Regions from separate parts of the Homo sapiens genome. Here all the other regions are linked to region 2. A link is a contact called in ENCODE Hi-C or POLR2A ChIA-PET data. All regions are on one chromosome and are shown on one strand. The core of a region is the stretch at or near the end of the contact, and the rest is flanking DNA. Distances in the headings are between cores, read along the strand shown.

The links. Hi-C counts contacts between places; a loop is a spot of excess contacts on that map. ChIA-PET counts read pairs that join two places held with the same protein, here RNA polymerase II (POLR2A). Pooled maps may share reads with other maps.
Region 1: a loop to region 2 is called in a pooled map, with 4 times the contacts of the local background. The contact joins the promoter of LINC01703 here to the promoter of SRP9 in region 2. A Hi-C loop is called at or near these places in 5 of 50 pooled maps. POLR2A ChIA-PET finds 5 or more read pairs at or near these places in 5 of 52 experiments (CD4-positive, alpha-beta memory T cell, K562, activated CD4-positive, alpha-beta memory T cell and 2 more).
Region 3: a map of GM12878 shows a loop between it and region 2 (4-fold over the local background). The contact joins the enhancer-like site here to the promoter of SRP9 in region 2. A Hi-C loop is called at or near these places in 1 of 168 maps with a recorded cell type or tissue (GM12878), 16 of 37 single-sample maps with no recorded cell type and 13 of 50 pooled maps. POLR2A ChIA-PET finds 5 or more read pairs at or near these places in 4 of 52 experiments (HEK293, T-cell, activated B cell and 1 more).

Annotation. Positions count from the first base shown.
Region 1 is chr1:226,081,914-226,085,962 of GRCh38, reverse strand. It overlaps LINC01703 (long intergenic non-protein coding RNA 1703), which reads right to left and starts at 2,388. Exons shown (of 4, transcript NR_146920.1): 1 at 1,995-2,388. RefSeq lists silencers at 1,988-2,567, 2,678-2,727 and an enhancer at 2,542-3,409.
Region 2 is chr1:225,775,134-225,779,223 of GRCh38, reverse strand. SRP9 (signal recognition particle 9) reads right to left here and starts at 1,398. Exons shown (of 3, transcript NM_003133.6): 1 at 1,212-1,398. The coding sequence starts at 1,283. RefSeq lists enhancers at 1,059-1,428, 1,679-1,898, 1,645-2,405.
Region 3 is chr1:226,107,321-226,111,542 of GRCh38, reverse strand. No RefSeq gene overlaps it. Among named protein-coding and RNA genes, the nearest start is that of LINC01703, 26 kb to the right of the region's middle. RefSeq lists an enhancer at 1-48 and silencers at 467-516, 897-1,356, 1,437-1,536, 3,084-3,278. Within about 2 kb of position 1,607, at least 39 of the 41 ENCODE cell types and tissues checked have a DNase peak (open chromatin) inside an H3K27ac peak, as active enhancers do; they include GM12878, where a contact is called at or near this core.

The sequences.
Region 1 (4,049 bases), core at 1,139-3,638, 310 kb before region 2:
CCAGCCAGCCATCTAATGGCAAATTGATTACACTGGACTTTTTCCATCATGGAAAGGACATTATACACATATTCTGGATTTGCTTTGCCTGTTCATCTTGTTTCTGCCAGCACCACCATGCATGGATTAACAGAATGCCTTCCTCACCATCCTAATACTCCACTCAGTACTGCTTCTGATCAAAAGATGAGCAGCAATGGCCTACTGCCCATGGAACAAACTGATTTTTTTGTTGTTTTTCTTTTTCTTTTCTTTTCTTTTTTTTTTTTGAGACGGAGTTTTGCTCTGTTGCCCAGGCTGGAGTGCAGTGGCGCAATCTCGGCTCACTGCAAGCTCCGCCTCCCGCGTTCAGGCCATTCTCCTGCCTCAGCCTCCGGAGTAGCTGGGACTACAGGTGCCCGCCACCACGCCCGGCTAATTTTTTGTATTTTTAGTAGAGACGGGGTTTCACCTTGTTTGCCAGGATGGTCTTGATCTCCTGACCTCGTGATCCGCCCGCCTCGGCCTCCCAAAGTGCTGGGATTACAGGCGTGAGCCACCGCGCCTAGCCTTCTTTTTCTTTTTTCTTTCTTTTCTTTTCTTTTTTTTTCTGAGATAGAGTTTCACTCTTTTTGCCCAGACTGGGGTGCAATGGTGCGATCTCGGCTCACTGCAACCTCTGCCTCCCCAGTTCAAGCAATTCTCCTGCCTCAGCCTGCCAAGTAGCTAAGATTACAGGCACCTGCCACCACGCCTGGCTAATTTTTGTATTTTTAGTAGAGACGGGTTTTCACCATGGTGGCCAGGCTGGTCTTGAACTCCTGACCTCAGGTGATCCGCCCACCTTGGCCTCCAAAAGTGCTGGGATCACAGGGGTGAGCCACTGTGCCCAGCCCTTGTTTGTTTTTAAGGCAGGATCTCGCTCTGTCACCCAGGTTGGAGTGCAGTGGTGTGATCTCAGCTCACTGTAGCCTCAAACTCTTGAGCAGGTGATCCTCCCAGCTCAGCCACCCAAGTAGCTAGGACTACAGACACACACCACCACACCTGGCTAATTTTTATTTTATTTTATTATTTTGTTTTGTTTGAGACAGGGTCTCGCTTTGTCGCCCAGGCTGGAGTGCAGTGGTGAGATCTCGGCTCACTGCAACCTCTGCCTCCACGGTTCAAGTGATTCTCTTCCCTCAGCCTCCCAAGTAGCTGGGATTATAGGCGCCTGCCACCAAGCCCGGCTAATTTTTGTATTTTTAGTGAGATGGGTTTTCACCATGTTGGCCAGGCTGGTCTCGAACTCCTGACCTCAAGTGATCCACCTGCCTTGGCCTCCTGAAGTGCTAGGATTACAGGTGTGAACCACTGCGCCCAGCCATGCCCGGCTAATTTTTGAATTTTTAGTAGAGACGGGGTTTCACCATCTTGGCCAGGCTCGTCTTGAACTTCTGACCTCGTGATCCACCTGCCTAGGCCTCCCAAATTGCTGGGATTATAGGCGTGAGCCACTGTGCCCGGCCTCACTTTTTTCTTTTCTTTTTCTTTCTTTCTTTTTTGAGACGGAGTCTCGCTCTGTCACCCACGCTGGAGTGCAGTGGTGTGATCTCGGCTCACTGCAACCTCCGCCTCCCGGGTTCAAGTGATTTTCCTGCCTCAGCCTCCTGAGTAGCTGGGGGTTACAGGTGTGCGCCACCACGTCTGGCTAATTTTTGTATTTTTAGTAGAGATGGGTTTTCGCCCTGTTGGCCAGGCTGGTCTCGAACTCCTGGCCTCAACTGAGCCGCCCGCCTTGACCTCCCAAAGTGCTGGATTACAGGCGTGAGCCAACACGCCCGGCCCCTGAGGTCACTTTCGCGGGGCAGAGGGTATGAAGCTGCGGAGAACAGGCTCGAGCGCTGCGGAGCCGGGAATTACTGAGTCCCGCGACGCGCGGGCAGGACTGGCACTGTTTTTTCCAGCTCGCGGGCTCTCAGTTCATAGTATGACATCCCCACCCATCGGCCCGGAGGCTGCTGAGCACTAACCCGATTTGTTTTCCAAAGTGCCACGCTTCACCCACTCGGCAGGATATGCGGCACCTTCAGGGCCGCAGCTGCAGCTCGCGGGCTCCAGGCGTTCGCATGGCTGGGCCAGGCGCTGGAGGCGGCCCTCACCCGTGGGACGGTGCCCCCCAGGCCCCGGGACGGAAAGGAGCTGCGGCGACGGCGGGAGAGGGCCCTACCCCCGGCGAGGCTGAGGCCTCAGGAGCGGACCTCACTGCAGGCAGCCCGGGAGGGAACGGCGGGGGAGTCCCGGGTCGTGGGGGTGACCCAGCCAGGGCTGGCGGAGAAGGGCCCGTAAGGTCGGCAAACCTGGGAGAGCGCGGGTGGCTGGAACCCCCTGTGCAGGCGGCCGCGTGGGGGCGGACCCGGTGGGCGTGGCGAGCTCCGGGGGCGTGGCCTGGGCCTTGGGGCCGCGTCACGTGACAACGACCGAGGCTAGAGGTGCTGTTGGGCGAACGCGAGGCGTCTGAAAGGATCAGTTTCGCGTTTTGGGGAAAGTTCTCTCTGGCACCTGGGGCTGGGGAGGGCGAGCCGGAGGAAGAGAGCCCGGGTGAGGCGGCGATTTCAGAAATGCCTGAAAAGGGAGAAGCCCGCCCCGGAGCCACGACAGTGGGGACGCTGGAGAGATGCTGGGGACCGGCCTCCACGACCTGGGGGGGAGGGGGGAGGGGACGAGCGGCGGGCACCCTGAACCCTTAGTCCTCGAGGCCCTGACAGCGACCCTCCCTCATGCTGCCCCCGAGGAGGAGTTGGAAGGAGCAGCTGGCCCCACGCCCCGTTTCCCGAGACTGCGGGCAGCGCTCCTCAGGAGTGTGTCCGGGGCCGGCTACTTCCTCCACTAAGAGACGAGTCGCCCGGGCCGCAGGAAGGGCCTGGTGCGCGGCCATCTGCTGACCAGTCTGGAGCTAGCGTGGTGGCTTCGGCTGCGCTGACAGTGATGCCACCGAGGTCTCTTACACACCAACAAGCTTCACAGGCCCCTCACCCAGCTAAGCCCGGGCATGGCATGCCTTGAGGGTATCCGAGGCTGTGACATCTTAGCAGAAATCCAAGCTAGCCCTCCCCACCCCCTCCACTCTACCTCCCCTTCACTTGGAATCAGAACTGTTCTATTTCAGCTCCAAATGTGATGATGATGACCAAATAAAATCCACCGTGAATTGAGCCCTCACTGTGTGTGCCCGGCTCTGTGCTAAACATTTGTCATGCGTTCTCTCACATAATCCCCGGACCTCCTACCACTTTCGTTATTTTTGCCTTGCCAGCACTAATTGTAAAACTGAACTCTTATTATTACGATGTTTTAATTGACTCAAATTTAGAGGTGTTATACGAAATCACAGGTTTGATGTGTAATGTTTCTTTTACTAATTCATATACAACATATAGACCTTGCAAATGTTTGAAACTGGCCGGGCGTGGTGGCTCACGCCTGTAATCCCAGCACTTTGGGAGGATGAGGCGGGCGGATCACCTGAGATCAGGCGTTTGGGACCAGCCTGGCCAACATGGCGAAACCCTGTCTCTACTAAACATACAAAAATTAGCCAGGCGTGGTGACACGCACCTGTGGTCCCAGCCACTCGGGAGGCTGAGGCACGAGAATCACTTGAACCCGGGAGGCAGAAGTTGCAGTGAGCCAAGATTGTGCCACTGCACTCCAGCCTGGACAACAGAGCAACTCCGTCTCAAAAACTAAAAATACATACATACACACATTTAACAAATTGGATCGGCCTTTTTTTTTTTTTTTTTTTTGAGACTGAGTTTCGCTCTTGTTGCCCAAGCTAGAGTGCAATGGCGCGATCTCGGCTCACCGCAATTTCCGCCTCCCGGGTTCAAGCGATTCTCCTACCTCAGCCTCCCGAGTAGCTGAGACTACAGGCGCCCGCCACCACGCCCAGCTAATTTTTTGTATTTTTAGTAGACACGGGGTTTCACCGTGTTAGCCAGGATGGTCTCAATCTCTTGACCTTGTGATCCGCCCCCCTCGGCCTCCAAAGTGCTGAGATTACAGTGTGAGCCACTGCGCCCGGC
Region 2 (4,090 bases), core at 149-2,648:
GCAGCGAGCTGAGATTGAGCCATTGCACTCCAGTCCGGGCGACAGTGCGAGATTTCGTCTCAAAAAAAATAAAACTATTGAAAAAAAAAAAAAAAGATCCTGAGCCCCGGTTTTCCGAGATTTTATCTGCTTTTAATTTTCTTTCTTCTCCGAGGGATACAGTCACAATACACTGGATCTATAATACCCTCCAATAATACCAGCTCCTTAAGGGTTGAACGGAATCTCATTCACCTTTGTGTCTCCCACAGAACCTAATTTAACTTGGGGTCAGTAACACGAGAGTGGGAAATGAATGCAGCATAAAAGAGATAACTGAGTTACAACAAACACAAAACAAAAGAAGCATCATACATAACCAGGTCTGAGGTTTTCAGTATAAAATCCCTTCAATATGCTGAGTTCTAAAAAGAAGCAGAACTTTTAATTAACACGAAGATGCTTCAAATAATTCTTAGACATGACAATAAAATAACCAAAACCTCAAGAGACGAAAAGTAAGACCCGAATGCTAAACTCCCATCACTTGGACTCCTTTGCTTTTTAATAATGAGCTAACCTCTGACATCCACCTCCATTATAATTTTTGTGGGGGCTAAGAATGTATTTCAGAGGTCCATGAATCCCTTAAAATTGTTTGCAAACATTTACTTATACATTTACTTATACCATTTTTCTGAGGAAAGGTGCAAATATTATTCTTATGGTCCCAAAGCCTGTGACTCCCAAAATACTAAGAACCAATATTCTGGGGGGTACAGATGCTTCCAAATTGGAATCTTTCAAGAATGTCTGAGCGGTAGTAGAAAAAACATCATCAGTTTTATATACATGAGGTACCCTTACCGCCTAGGCGGTACAGGAAAAGTGAACCAAGACAAAGGACAGGAAGCTGCAGGGGGAGGAGCCCTGGCTTCAGGGACTCGTAAAACAACCGAAGCCATAAAGGAAGCTGAGGGACTGGGGCGGGAAGATCGATTGCAGAAATGTTTAGGGCTGAGATGAACCTGGCTGTTGCCAGCTTCAGGGCCTCACTGGGCCGCTAGATCAGGGAAGAAGGGGACGAGAGAGCAGAACATTAACTTGGCAGGGTCCATTTGTGTTCATTCCCAGCACCTCCTGGGAGCGCTGGGGAAGCTCCAGGGGCCGAGTGGATGGCGGGAAGACATCCTGGGCTGGGGCCCAAAGCAGCGGCCCCGCCAGCGATTTACCTTCATAGGGTCAGCGAGGTAAAGCTTCTCGGCAGCGCGGCTGAACTCCTCCCAGGTCTGGTACTGCGGCATCGTGGCCTAGAGTGGAAAAGTAAAGAGAAGCAAGGCCTCAGAACCCGGCCCAACAAACTACCTACGTCCGGGAGTCGCCAACCGACGCGAGTCCCAGCAGCCCCAAGATGGCGGCGCCTCCTCGCACCAACGCCTCGCTCCATTGGACAGCCCCGTCCATGCTCGCCCAATGGGCAGGAGGGATGTTGTCAGGGAGTGGGCGGAGCCCAGGGCGTGTGGCTCGAGAGCTGAGCGAGACAAGCGGAGGGCACGGCAACCAATGCCGGCTGCCACAGCGCCCCCGGTAGGGCTGAATGAGTGGCGTCCGTCCCGTGGCCCTCAGGGCTGAACCGCAGCTGCCTTCAACAAAGATTAAGCGGCTCTGCGATAGTCGCTGCATATACGAGGAAGGAGGCGACAGGGCCCAGCTGTCACACAGCTTGGTGAAGAAGCCAGGAGACATAAACACAAGAGTGCAACGGAAAACTTTATATGATAAACATTTATGTCGGGTTAGTGGAGCGCGAAGGAAGAAGGATCTCTTGTGGGTGGGGGGAGACTCACAGAAGCGGTGCAAGCTCAACAGGTAGGCAAGGAAGGGCAGAACACGTAGGCCCATTTTAGATCTGCAGTGTATGTCAGATGACTGGTGTTTAGGAGATGAGGAAGAAGCCATATTATCACTTCTGCAAGGATAAAAAATCTGATCCTCCAAGCAGGAGGATCGCTTGAGCCCGGGAGTCCGAGGCTGCAGTGAGCCATGATCGCGCTACGCACCCAGCCTGGGCTTCAGAGGAAGACGCTGGCGCAAAAGTAAATAAATAAAGAAGATGGCCTGCAGGGGACACCAGGTAAAGGGTATTATATTTTGAGATGGAAAGATTTTGTGCATGTTTATAACTTTTAGAGAAGGACACATAAGAGATAGAAAAATAAAAAATACAAGAGAAAGAAGAAAGCGAGGTCTCGGGAAATATGAAGGGGAAGACCAAAGGCCCAGATGAATAAAAACAGGTGCATTATTGCCTTTGATGGGGTGAGGAGGAGGGAAAAGTCGGGTGAGGGTATAGGTGAGCATGTAGATACGAGGGCAAGAAGGTACATTTTCTTGTCACCTAAGACAGGAGACCACCTTCGTAAATAGGAAGGGTGGTTTTGGATCTTTGAGGAAGCAAGGATGGGTTTGGATCCTTGAGGAGAAGGTTTGGAAAAGCCATTGTGAGAAATGAATAAGGAAGCCTATTAGAAAAAAACAGGTGGGAAGCGGTGGTGCACACCTGCAATCCCAGCACTCTGGGAGGCTGAGGTGGGCAGATCACTTGAAGTCAGGAGTTCAAGACCACCCTGGTCAACATCGTGAAACCCCATCTCTACTAAAAATAAAAAAATTAGTTGGGCTTGGTCGTGGGTGCCTGTAATCCCAGCTACTCTACTCGGGAGGCTGAGGTAGGAGAATCTCTTGAACCCAGGAGATGGAGGATGTAGTGAGCCAAGATCGCATATCACTGCACTCCAGCCTGGGCAACAGAGCAAGACTCTGTCTCTAAAACAACAACAACAACAACAACAAAAAAAGAAACTCAAAAGCAATATGTCAAGTAGAGTAAAAAGCTGAAACTGGAGATCATATCTGGGAATAGCCCCAATTAGGGTCTGTCTCCAGCAACACCCAGAAGCTTGGATTTTGGACTGGAAAAGACAGATATTAGGGATTTATAGGGTACATGAGGAAGAAGAACAAAGGGTCAAGAATGTTGTAGGTGGTACTGGCAAGAGAATGATTGAAATGATAAATTATGGGATCCATGCTAGATAGCTGGTAATTAATTGAGTCAAAAGAGAGAAGTTAAGGAACCAGGATTAAAGGAAATCTGAATTCAATATAGCAGGAAATAAGTTTTAGTCAGATTGGATATTGGGGTTTAACATTTTAGAGTAGCAATAGTCCCTGGTGAGGCTGGATTTATAGTTGGGTTGTCCACACAAAGTCAAAGTCTTCTATGAGTAAGAAAAGGAATAAGATGAAGGAGAAGGCTATGAGCCAGGGACCCAAATCCTCATTTAATGAGACACGTGTGTGTGTGTGTGTGTGTGTGTGTGTGTGTTGAGGGAAGCTATAAAGAGCAATGAGCAGAGGCAGAGAGGGCAGAGTTGGGCAGAATGACCCCCAGGTGTAGGGGTTTTTCCCTGAAGATGAAAACAATGGAAGTTAAGACAATGCCAACTTTGCCTTCTGTCACAAGGAACATAAGAGATCAGTTTCAATTCAATTCAGCAAAAAGTAAAACAAGTGTCCACCCTGGACAAACACCAGGAGCTGGGCTAGGCATTAGAGACCCAGCAGTGAACAAGACAGGCCCAGTCCCTGCCTCATAGAGCTCACAGTTATGGAGAGAATGACAGTAAAGAACAGATCTCCATTGTGAGGGTCCCCATCACTGTGAGTTCCAGCATCTCCAAGCTTAGCCCAGCCTCAGCCCCTACAGAGGCAGAGAAATCAAGATAAGGAAGAAGTTATGGGAATTGCCCTTGATTATGCAAATGTCCCCAGTCACACTAGGATGCATTCTTTTTTTAAAAATTTAATTTTAGGTTCGGGGGTACATGTGCATGTTTGTTACATGGGTATATTGCATACTGGTGGGCATTAGGTTTCTAGTGTACCCATCACCCAAATAGTGAGCATTGTACCCAATTGGTACCTTTTTAACCCTTTCCATCTTCCCACCCTCCCCCTTTTGGAGTCACCAGTGTCCATTATTTCCATCTTTATGTTGATGTGTACCCGTATTCGTCCATTCTCATACTGTTATAAAGAACTACCTGAG
Region 3 (4,222 bases), core at 358-2,857, 330 kb before region 2:
CTGAGCAGTGGGCTGATAATCCTGCGCAGGAAGGCGGCCATAGGGTCTACCAATGACGTTAGAATACTGAGGAAGAGACAGTGTGATGTCCCTGTGTGCTTGACGACTTAAATTTATCCCCTGGGGACAGTTAGCATTTGAAGTGTCCTTGTCAGGAGCCCACACTCCAGAGGTGGCTATGTCAACTGCTTCAAATGCCTTTATCTAAATATGCACCTGGGGGTGTTAAAAATAGTTTCTTTGGGAAAATGATGGGTGTTCCAGATGTGACTGGCTGGAAAGAGTGAGCAGGCACTTATGCTGGGGAACGAAGATTACGAGTATCTGGCAAACTCCCGCCGCTCCAGCCTAGAGTTCCATCGGTATCTTGAGTTCCCCTTAGTGGGGGGATTCTGTTGGTTGATACCACAGAAGAATATAATTGCATTTGCTTCCAAGGGACTCTTTCTTGCAAGACATGTCAGAAATCCGGGCTCCCGCCGTTGGGCAGCAGCACCGTGACCTCTAGCAGGCTATTTAGCTCCGGCTTCCGCTTCTGTAGATTGGAGATGATGACAATCTTGCCAGGTGGTGGTGAGGGGTAGCCGAGCTTTAAAATGGCAAGTTTCTGCTGCAGCTCCCTCCGGCTGTGTGGCTGGAGCAAGGTCAGCAAGGCCCCGGGCCCCAGGCCCCGCCATCCCCGGCTACCCGAGAGCGCGGTCGCGGACGACTAGCCAGGACGCCCCTAGAGCCGCCCTTCCTTCCTCCGCCCGCGCCGCGCGGGCCACCCGCGGACATCTGGTGGCTAAGCAGCCTCTCCGGGCTGCTGCCTCCTCCGCCCCCGCTCCGGGAAGCCCCGAGCTGGCGCCCTCGCTCTGGTCGCAGCATCCGGGGCCGCCTCTTTCGCCCCGCGCGTGGCTCCGGAAGCAGGTCGGCTTGCCTCTGGGGATCCGCGCGCCTCTGGGGGTCCGCGCCGGCCCTGCCTTCCCCAGTGGTGGCGGGGGTCGGGGGGCGCCCAGGAGGCCCAGGGGCTGCCCCTCGGCCTCGCCGCAAGCGGCCAGCCGAGGCCAGTGGGCCAGGGCAGCTGCAGGCGCCTCCCTCCCCCGCAGCACTGAACTCCCCCGCCCCGCACTCGAGGCGGCTGCCAGGAACTGAAATATTAATAGGCACAAACTTCCTGGAAAGATTTGCGTCCTCAACACAAATGACCCCGCTTTGCCCACTGAAATAAATAAATAAAGGGCAGCTCCCGGGCCAGGCGGCAGAGGAGCCGGGGGGAACTGCCGGGGAGCCGGGGGGAACTGCCGCGAACCCGCCCCCCAGCCCGGCCTCCGCCGCGGCCCACGCGCTCTCCGCACTGCTCTTGGAACGTCCCGCGGGACGCACCGGGCGGAGGGCGCGGGCTCGGGGCTCCCTTTTTTAAGCAGGGCTTGGGCGCGCGCGGGCAGCCTGGACGCCCCGGGTGGTCGCGCGCACGCCCGGCCACGCGCACGCCCCCGCCCCCGCGCTCCCCGGAGCAGCCCCCGCCCGGCCGCGCGCCCGGCCAGCCAGCCCCTGCCCGCGAGTGACGCGCGCGCCTCCCAGCCTGCGGCTCCTCCTCTCCCGACGCAACTGGCCCGCCCTCCTCTGCGCTCCTCCGCCGGGACATCTGTCATTTAGGAACCTCAAAACAAATCTCCACCTGGCGTTTAGAAATGCGATTTGATTTTCAGAGTTCTTCGATATTCGCATCTCCCGGGATTCCCTGGGCAGGGAGGCAGCTGTGGCCCAGGAGGCCAACGCGCCTCTCCTCGCAGCAGCTCAGGAGGAGGTGACAGGCCAGGAAGCCCCACTCCGACCGCCGCTTTCCCCATGCGCCACGGATTCAGCGCCTGCTCCCATCTTGCCCATAGCACAGTTCCAAAGTAGGGAAGTGTCAGTGCCCAGCTCGACCGCATACCCCATGGAGACCGCATACCCCATGGAGCGGTCCGGACGCCCCAGCTCAGGCTTCAGGCTTCTGAAGGGAACAGCTGCATTTGTTCCAACTGTTCTCCCTACCTGGAAGCCATCCATTCATTCATTTAAAATAGTTATTGAGCGCCTAATAGGTCCTATTCTAGGCACTATTCTAGGAACTGGGGATACGGAGCAAAAACAAACACAAAAATCCCTGCGCTCCTAGAGTTTGTATTGTAATGGGAGAGACAGAGCAACCAAAGTAAAATGTAAAATATGTTAAATAGTGATCAAGCTAAGGGGAAAAAATAACCACAGGGAAGAAGGATATGAAATGTGTGTGTAGGAGAAGTTAAGTGTTGGATAGGGTGCCTGGAAAGGCCTCACTGAGAAGGCTACAGTGATTTTTGAGTAAAGGCCAGAGGGAACCAAGCAAGCCACCCACACAGATATCCGGCGGCCTGCTGTGTTCCCGGAAGAGCAGGGAGGCCAGAGTGGATGGAGCAGAGTGAAGAGGAGGTGCCTAGTGGAAGCCAGGGGCCTACCTCAGTGGCTCATGCCTTTTAATCCCAGCACTTTGAGAGGCCAAGGTGGAAGGATCACTTGAGGCCAGGGGTTCAGGACCAGCTTGGGCAACATCGCAAGCCAGCCCATCCCCTCCCCATCTCTATACTTTTTTTTTTTTTTTTTTTGGAAAATTAGCCAGGCTGGCCGGTAGGGTGGCTTACGCCTGTAATGGTAGCACTTTGGGAGGCTGAAGCTGGTGGATCACTTGAGGCCAGGAGTTGGAGACCAGCCTGGCCAACATGTATTTTTAGCTTTACTAAAAATACAAAAATTAGGCCGGTGGGGGGTCCCAGCACTTTGGGAGCTGAGGCGGGTGGATCCCCTGAGATCAAGAGTTTGAGACCAGCCGGGCCAACATGGTGAAACCCTGTCTCTACTAAAAATACAAAAATTAGCTGGGCATGGTGGCACACATCTGTAATCCCAGCTACTCAGGAGGCTGAGGCAGGAGAATCGCTTGAACCCGGGATGCGAAGTTTGCAATGAACCGAGATCATGCAATTGCACTCCAGCCTGGGCAACAAGAGTGGAACTACATCTCATAAAATATATATATACACACAAAAATTAGCTGGGTGTGGTGGCACGTGCCTGTAATCCCAGCTATGTAGGAGGCTGAGGCATGAGAATCGCTTGAACCTGGGAAGTGGAGGTTGAGTGAGCTGAGATTGTGCCACTGCACTCCAGCCTGGGCAACAGAGTGAGACTCTGCCTCAAAAAAAAAAAAGAAAGAAAGAAGAAAAGAAAATTAGGCATGATGGTGGTGCCTGTATTTCCAGCCACTTCAGAGGCTGAGGTGGGAGAATGGCTCAAACCCAGGAGTTTGAGCTGCAGTGAGCTATGAGCATGCCACTGTACTCCAGCCTGGACAGCAGAGTTAGACCCTGTCTTTGAAAATGAAAATAAGAAGCTAGGGCTGGAGAGGTAAGACAGGGGGATCAGATCTTGGAAAGAGACAGTGGGCCATTGTAAGGACTTGGGCTTACAGATGAGAGCCACTGCAGGGTTCTTTCTGAGCAGAAGAGGGACACCTCTGACTTTGAAAGCAGCACCCTGCGGGGTGGGGAGATTGTAGAAGTAAGGGCAGAAACAAGAGACCAGTCAGCAGGCTCTTGGGGTAATCCCAGGAGAGATGATTACCCTAGAGGCTGCCTAGGATGGTGGCTGAGAAAGTGAAGAGAAGGGGTGGGATTCTGGAAATATTTTAAAGGCTGACAGGATTTATCAGCAGGCCAAATATGAAGTGGGAGAGAGAAAGAAGAGAGAGGAATCAGGGAAAATCTCAAGGTTTTGGCCTGAGCAACAGGAAGAAAGGGTTGTCACTAATCAAGATGGAGAAAACTGGCCTTGCTAGTTTGGTGGGTGGGGGTGGGACTCTTAGAAGCCCAGTTTTGAACGGGTTAGGTTTCAGACACCTAGTAGATACATCTGTGTGGAGGGTTAAGTAGACACTGGTTAGGCAGGTCTGATGCAGAGGAAATGTGCAGGCTGGGGATAAATACTGGGGAGCCACCAGCACAGACCTGCTGGTATTTAAAGCCACAGTTTTCTGAGACTGTCTAGCTCTGTACTGTGCAATACAGCAGCCACTAGCCACATGTGGCTCTCCAACACATGAAATTAGTGCAAATTATGGCTGGGCATAGTGGCTCACGCCTGTAATCCTAGCACTTTGGGAGGCCGAGGCAGGTGGATCACGAGGTCAGGAGGTCGAGACCAGCCTGGGCGACAGACTGAG